Regions from separate parts of the Homo sapiens genome. Here region 2 is linked to region 1. A link is a contact called in ENCODE Hi-C or POLR2A ChIA-PET data. All regions are on one chromosome and are shown on one strand. The core of a region is the stretch at or near the end of the contact, and the rest is flanking DNA. Distances in the headings are between cores, read along the strand shown.

Region 1 (3,022 bases), core at 368-2,867:
AATGTACCAGGATTCTCAGCCTCAGCAGTGCTGAGATGTGGGGCCAGACCATTCTCTGTTGAGGGCTGTCCTGTGCACTGCAGGGTGTCGAGCAGCAGCCCTGGCCCCCGGCCTCGACCCACTGGACGCCTGACATTGGCCTATGAAGCCCTCCTCTACGCTGTCCACAAAGCTCACTCCTGCACCTCCGAGTCTTAGCCGCAGTGTCGCCCCTGGGGAGCACCGTTGCCCCCAGATGAGAACCGCTACTATATAACCAGTGTGCTTTCTGTTTTATTCTGCCTCCCCATGCTAGAATGTCAACGCCGGGAAAATAGGGGCTTCTGTCTGGTTCACTGTTGTATGCCATCCCAGTGCCTACAATAATGTCTGGCAGAGTGTGTGCGCAGTAAACAAATTTTAAATGAATGAAGGCTAGGCATCCCCGTCGGACAAGCTACAAGAACTTGTGTGTTTTTTTTGTTTTTTTTTGGAGACAGGGTCTCACTCTGTCACCGAGGCTGGAGTGCAGTGGCGCGATCTCGGCTCACTGCAACCTTCGCCTCCCGGCTTCAAGCGATTCTCCTGCCTCAGCCTCCCGAGTAGCTGGGATTACAGGTGCACGCCACCGCGCCCGGCTAATTTTTGTATTTTTAGTAGAGACGGGGTTTCACCATATTGCCTGGGCTGGTCTTGAACTCCTGGCCTCAAGTGATCCGCCCGCCTCGGCCTCCCAAAGTGCTGGGATTACAGGCGTGAGCCACCGCGCCTAGCCAAGAACTTCCTTTTTAAAAGATAAGTGTACCCTTTAATATGTAAGCAGGTTAGATCGCGCCACTGCACTCCAGCCTGGGCAACGGAGCAAGACTCCGTCTCCAGAAAAAAAAAAAAAAAAAAAAAACAAACCTACTGATGCTAAGAAGCTGCACGTGCCTTTGAGAAGCCCCAGCATCTCCTTAAAAGAGATATCCGTGCCCTGAAAGAGCGGGGTCCCATTTAACAAGAAGACATCCCCTTTAAAAGGCCGCGCCACACCCGTTCAGCAGGCTGGACCTCCCCTTTAAGGGGATGCTGCCACTGGAGCCCCATCTCCACTTTTGTTGAGCTAAACCAGGGATCGCTTTGAAGCAACCAGGACTCAGGAGTTTTTGCTTCAATGTCTGGGAAACGGTCACTGGCCTTTAATGAGATAACCGCCTTTTAGGGGAAAAACATTGTTTTAAGTCAGAAAGCTTCTGTAAAAATGCAAAGCCTGACCCGCCCTCTCAATGTGGCCCCTTGCCCTTTAAGAGGGCGGACCCGGCCTAGCTGGCAAATGTCGGAGGTGAAATAGTGACTCCCCTTTAAGGTACCCCTTCCGGTTTCACGCCCCCCCCCCCGCCCCACCCCCTGCAACTTCTCCGCCCTCCGGTCCCTCCCCCCACCCCCACCCCCTCCGGTCTCTCACCTGCGGCCCCAATCGGGGGAACGAGGGTGGCAGCCCCAGGACCTTCCCGCGGGGGTCGACGGGAAGGTGGGGCCCCGGCAGCGGCGGTGCAGCTGTGGGGACCGGGGAGGGGGGGCAGGGGCGCACTCCCTCCCAACGGCCCCCGGCGCGAGGCACCCAACCTTTATCGGCGGCCTCTCGCGCACACAAACCCCGACGTCGCCGTCGGTGCGTCACAACGCACGTACTCCGAGTTCCCGCCCCCGGACCCTCCCATTGGCTGTGCGAGGCCTCGTCGAGCTCGGGCGCAGGCGGTGCGCGGCATCCTGGGAGTTGTAGTTCTCCCAGTTGTGGTCGCGGACTCCAGTTGTCAGGTCTTGGGGGCCGAGGCCCCGGTGAGCCCAAGGCCAGGGACGGCCAGCTCGAGACGCGGGGTCGCAAGTTCCCCTTATTAATCCCGATTCCCTCTCATCTGCAAAAAAATCCTTCCATGCACCACGGTTGTACAAAAATCCCTCCCGTGAAGCGGGCCCCGCCCCCAGGGTGTAATCGCTCCAGCGGGAAAACGAGGCCTGGAGCGCTTCCAGTCCCTCGGTAGAGCCACGTGCTCAGGATTTTCGGGCGTGTGCTTCGTGCACGCTCATCCAGACGCTGCAGAAACCTGGTTCCTGCTGGGCAAAGGTCTGTTCTGGGAGGCTGGAATCCACAGACTCCTTGTGGGGCCTAGGGTTTTAGTGGGAGACCGAGCTGCTCCAAAGCCCCTCTCCACGCTCAACCCCCGCCCAACCCAGCGTTCCAGCCACACTGGCTTTTCTGAGGGTCATTAAACGCAGTTTCTCAACCAGAGCACTAGTGCCATTTGGGATGGATTCATTGCAGCGGGGACTGTCCTACACACTCTAGGGCCCCCACTCACTAGATGCAGGTAGCATCCCCAGCCCCGCTCCACACACCCCGTAGGAGAGCTCAGAATATCTCCAGATAGAGATTTTCGCGGTGGCTCACACCTGTAATCCCAGCACTTTGGGAGGCTGAGGCAGGCAGATCACTTGAGGTCAAGAGTTCAAGACCAGCCTGGCCAACATGGTGAAACCCCGTCTCTACTAAAAATACAAAAATTAGCCGGGCATGGTGGCAGGCACCTGTAACCCCAGCTACTCAGGAGGCTGAGGCAAGAGGATCGCTTGAGCCCAGGAGTCGGAGGTTGCAGTGAGCCAAGATCGTGCCACTGCACTCCAGCCAGGGTGACAGAGTGAGACTCTGTGTTAAAAAAAAAAAACAACAACAACAAAAAGAATATCTCCAGACATTGCCACATGTTCACTAGTTGAGAGCCACTGCTCAAAGGCAGTACCCTCAGCTTGAAGACCATTCTGCATGCTGTTTCTCAGGCCAGAAGGCCCTTCTACCCTTAACCCATCCCTGCCCAGCAAGATCCCACTGGAAAGCCTCCTGTGCTAGGTGGTGTCCCTCTTACATGCTCAGCGACATTTATCTATGTCCCATGACAGCGAGGACCTTTCGTGTCTTTGCTGCCCAGGTATTCCAAACAACCAGCATGGGCCCTGATGGAGAAGCAGACGGTACTTGTTTGTTGAATGAGTGGATTTTTCCAGC
Region 2 (3,022 bases), core at 517-3,016, 3.0 Mb before region 1:
GACTGTGCTGCAAGTGGAGGGCTGGAGGGTGCTGAAAAGTGGGGCAGATGGAAGGGTGGTGTCAGGGGCTGCCCACATGAGCCATGGCAGATGAGGAGCTCCTCTGCTGTGTGACATGGCACGTAGCCAGCCCTTGGCTCCTGCCTCCCAGGTCCCCATCCCAGACAGGGACATCCACATTCACTTCAGGAGTCCCAGCCTTGACACACCTCTCCTGGGACTCCCACCCTAGCCAGGAATGTCCACACTTCCTCCAGGAGTCCCTCATCTCTGGTGGGACCCCAACCTCACCCACTTCCTGTCCATCGACATTGGGCTCCTCCTTCACACTGCAGCTGAGCTGGACAGACCCCTCTATTCTGGTGTCCTGGGGACCTTCCCCAGGGGACTCCACTGTCCCTGAGGGGTGGGGGCTCCCAAGTGGTTCCTCTGTCTTCTGGGCTGCAGGGAGCACCTCCTGCTTCAGGACATGGGCTGTGATCTGAGGAGAAGAGGTAGGTCACAATGGCTCTAGCCAGGGTCTATCCCTCCAAGAAGCTGATGCCAGCCACACTCACCCAGCCCAACAGTTGCCCAGGGTCATGCTGCAGTCCTTCGACTAGGGCAGCGGCCTCCTCAGGACTGCCTGGCCGCTGACCGCGCACCCAGGCCTGGATCTCGGGAGGCAGTGTGCCCAGGAACTGCTCCAGCACCAGCATCTCCAGCATCTGCTCCTTGGAGTGTGCCTCAGGCTGCAGCCACTGGCAACACAGCTCACGCAGCCGGGCCAGGGCTTCTCGGGGACCTGCCACCTCCTGGTAGCAGAACCCTCGGAAGCGGAGGCGGGCAGTCTCAGGCTCCTCAAGGGTGGTCTCTGGGTCCATGACGGGCAGGCATGGGGGACCCAGAGGGGATGGCATTCTTGCTCAAGGGGGTGGTCTTGGAATCGTCAAGATGGGCCTACAGAAAAGGAAGGGTCGGAATGTCAGCCAAGAGAATCTGGCCAGGGGAAGGCAGACACCAGGCTCAGCCCAGGGGGCTGAGACCAGGACCAAGTGTACTCTGAGGCCAGAAGAGATAAGGCCAAGAAAGCTTCATGGAAGGAGGAGGGTCACAGGACCCAAACAATGATGGCAAATGAGAGCAGGAGGAAGCCTCAGGGACAAATGCTTGGACGCAAGGTGTCCAGGGAGCTTCCTGGAAATTGCAAACAGTTGGGTCCAGCAGGGGACTGCTGGGAGATGACGCTAAAGAGGTGGAGAAAGACAGTCATCACAGAGTTCCAGCGCCAGGCTGAGGAGCCACAGTGTCTAGCCGAGGTGCGAGGAGAGTGGACCAGGGTGGGCGGGTAGAAGGTGGGGCCAGGCTGTAATGTACGGGGACGAGTCGCCCTCCACAATCTCGGGGAGGTTGACTGGGTGGGACCTCCTTTAGGAATGGCTCTGGGGAGGGGGCACGTGGACATCGTGCTCGCTGACCACAGCGAGCCGTGGGCGACTCACACTGCCGGGGCCCGTGCATGTGAAAACGAAAAGCAAAGGCCAAGAAAAACGGGGCCAAAGCTCCACGTTGCGCGGAGTCGAGGGATGGCCACAGCATCCCGGCCCTGAAGGTCTGCAGTGAAAGACGCCCACCTGGACGGGCCTGAGAGACCAGGCCTGACACCCGGCCTATCCGAGGGATGCTCGAACTTCGGGATCTGTCCCCAAAAGGGGAAGGCAAGAGGGAGGCGTTCCAAGAGGACTTGCCAGGCCCGGCCCCCCGGAACGGCGTTGAGGGTAGGAAAGGCCTGAGCGAAGGCTGAGGTGACGCGCGCGGCCTGTCGGGAAGTGGGCGGGCCCTCCAGGGCGCCGACAGCAGGAGCCGTTCAGGCCCCAGAGGGCGACCCCAAGCCCTCCCACGGGGTGGAAAGGCTGCGCCCACTCTGGCAGCCTGCGCTCACCTCAACCCGGAGCGGTTGCTTGGAGGCCGCTTCCCGGATGTGGCGCCGCACAACGCGGGGCGCCTCAGCCGGGTGTTGCCCCGGCGACGCCGCGCTGACCAATCTCTCGCCTGCACCGAAGGCACCGCCCATGCCCTTTGAACTACATTTCCCATGAGCATCAGCAAGACAGGCGCGACCGTGACCCGCTGACCCGCATTTGCAGCAGCCTCTGACGCCTGAGAGGCGCTCTGTTCCTCTAGGAGGTACGGCAGAGTCCCAGGGTTATATGGTCTCCCTCCGCTCTGAGAGCAGCTCTTCCCGGGTTATAAACTTGCGCGTCTGTACAGTGGGCCGGTTTCTATTGGCAGGTGAGGGGAGGGGGTTTTGCCCAATCAGAGGTGGCGCTTGCTTGGCCCCGCCGCCCCCACGCCATTCCCCGGGCCAGCCCCTAGATAACGCTAGGGCATATCCGCCCGCCTCCAGCTGTTCCCGTGGCAACGTTCAGGAGCGTTGCCTCGACTTCCGAAGAGGCTGGAAGTGGCGGCCCAGTGGTTTCCTAGGTCGAGTAGTTCGCTGGGACTCGCTTCCAAGTGGACCCGGGAGAGGCGGTGGTGTAGAAGACCACCCTGAGCCTGGGCTTTCTCCCGCCAGGAGGGTGCGAGGGCCATCTTTGACCTCTGTTAAGCGCCCTAAGGAGGTACCGACGGTTGTGACCGCAGTCTCTGACGTCTTCAGATGTCAGTCCTACAAAGTCGGGGGTGGAGGTTTCCCTCCAGGCTGATCGGACATGCTCAACCGTTTATTTACCTTTGAATTTGGGGAGCAGAACTAGCCAGGGTGACACTAGTTTCTCCCAATAAGCAGTGTTACAGTTTTCTAAATCTGTGGGGTCAGTTTTGCTTCCACACTTAAAAGTGGCCGAGCCATTACTTAGTCAGTCCTAAATTACACCGCCTGTTTTGGTTTCTTTGGATACCTGGGAATCCCTGCTGCCTGCTCTGGATGAAGAGCAGTGGTCTTGATCACCGATTGGAAGCACCGAGCATGTGCGTGGATGAGACTTGTCAACTCGGAGCTTTCCAACGGCCTCCTCAGGTTGTTTTTGGGGATGAGGTGCTT

The links. Hi-C counts contacts between places; a loop is a spot of excess contacts on that map. ChIA-PET counts read pairs that join two places held with the same protein, here RNA polymerase II (POLR2A). Pooled maps may share reads with other maps.
Region 2: a loop to region 1 is called in a pooled map, with 9 times the contacts of the local background. The contact joins the promoter of ZNF446 here to the promoter of ZNF628 in region 1. A Hi-C loop is called at or near these places in 3 of 50 pooled maps. POLR2A ChIA-PET finds 5 or more read pairs at or near these places in 2 of 52 experiments (RWPE1 and T-cell).

The regions. Positions count from the first base shown.
Region 1 is chr19:55,475,212-55,478,233 of GRCh38, reverse strand. It overlaps ZNF628 (zinc finger protein 628), which reads right to left and starts at 1,617. Exons shown (of 3, transcript NM_033113.3): 1 at 1,427-1,617. RefSeq lists silencers at 896-1,219, 1,352-1,551.
Region 2 is chr19:58,475,096-58,478,117 of GRCh38, reverse strand. It overlaps ZNF446 (zinc finger protein 446), which reads right to left and starts at 1,766. Exons shown (of 7, transcript NM_017908.4): 1 at 1,614-1,766; 2 at 558-939; 3 at 292-481; 4 at 1-31. The coding sequence starts at 899. It overlaps ZNF324 (zinc finger protein 324), which reads right to left. Exons shown (of 4, transcript NM_014347.3): 4 at 2,682-3,022. RefSeq lists enhancers at 1,508-1,707, 1,862-2,156, 1,978-2,227, 2,468-2,527, 2,588-2,677.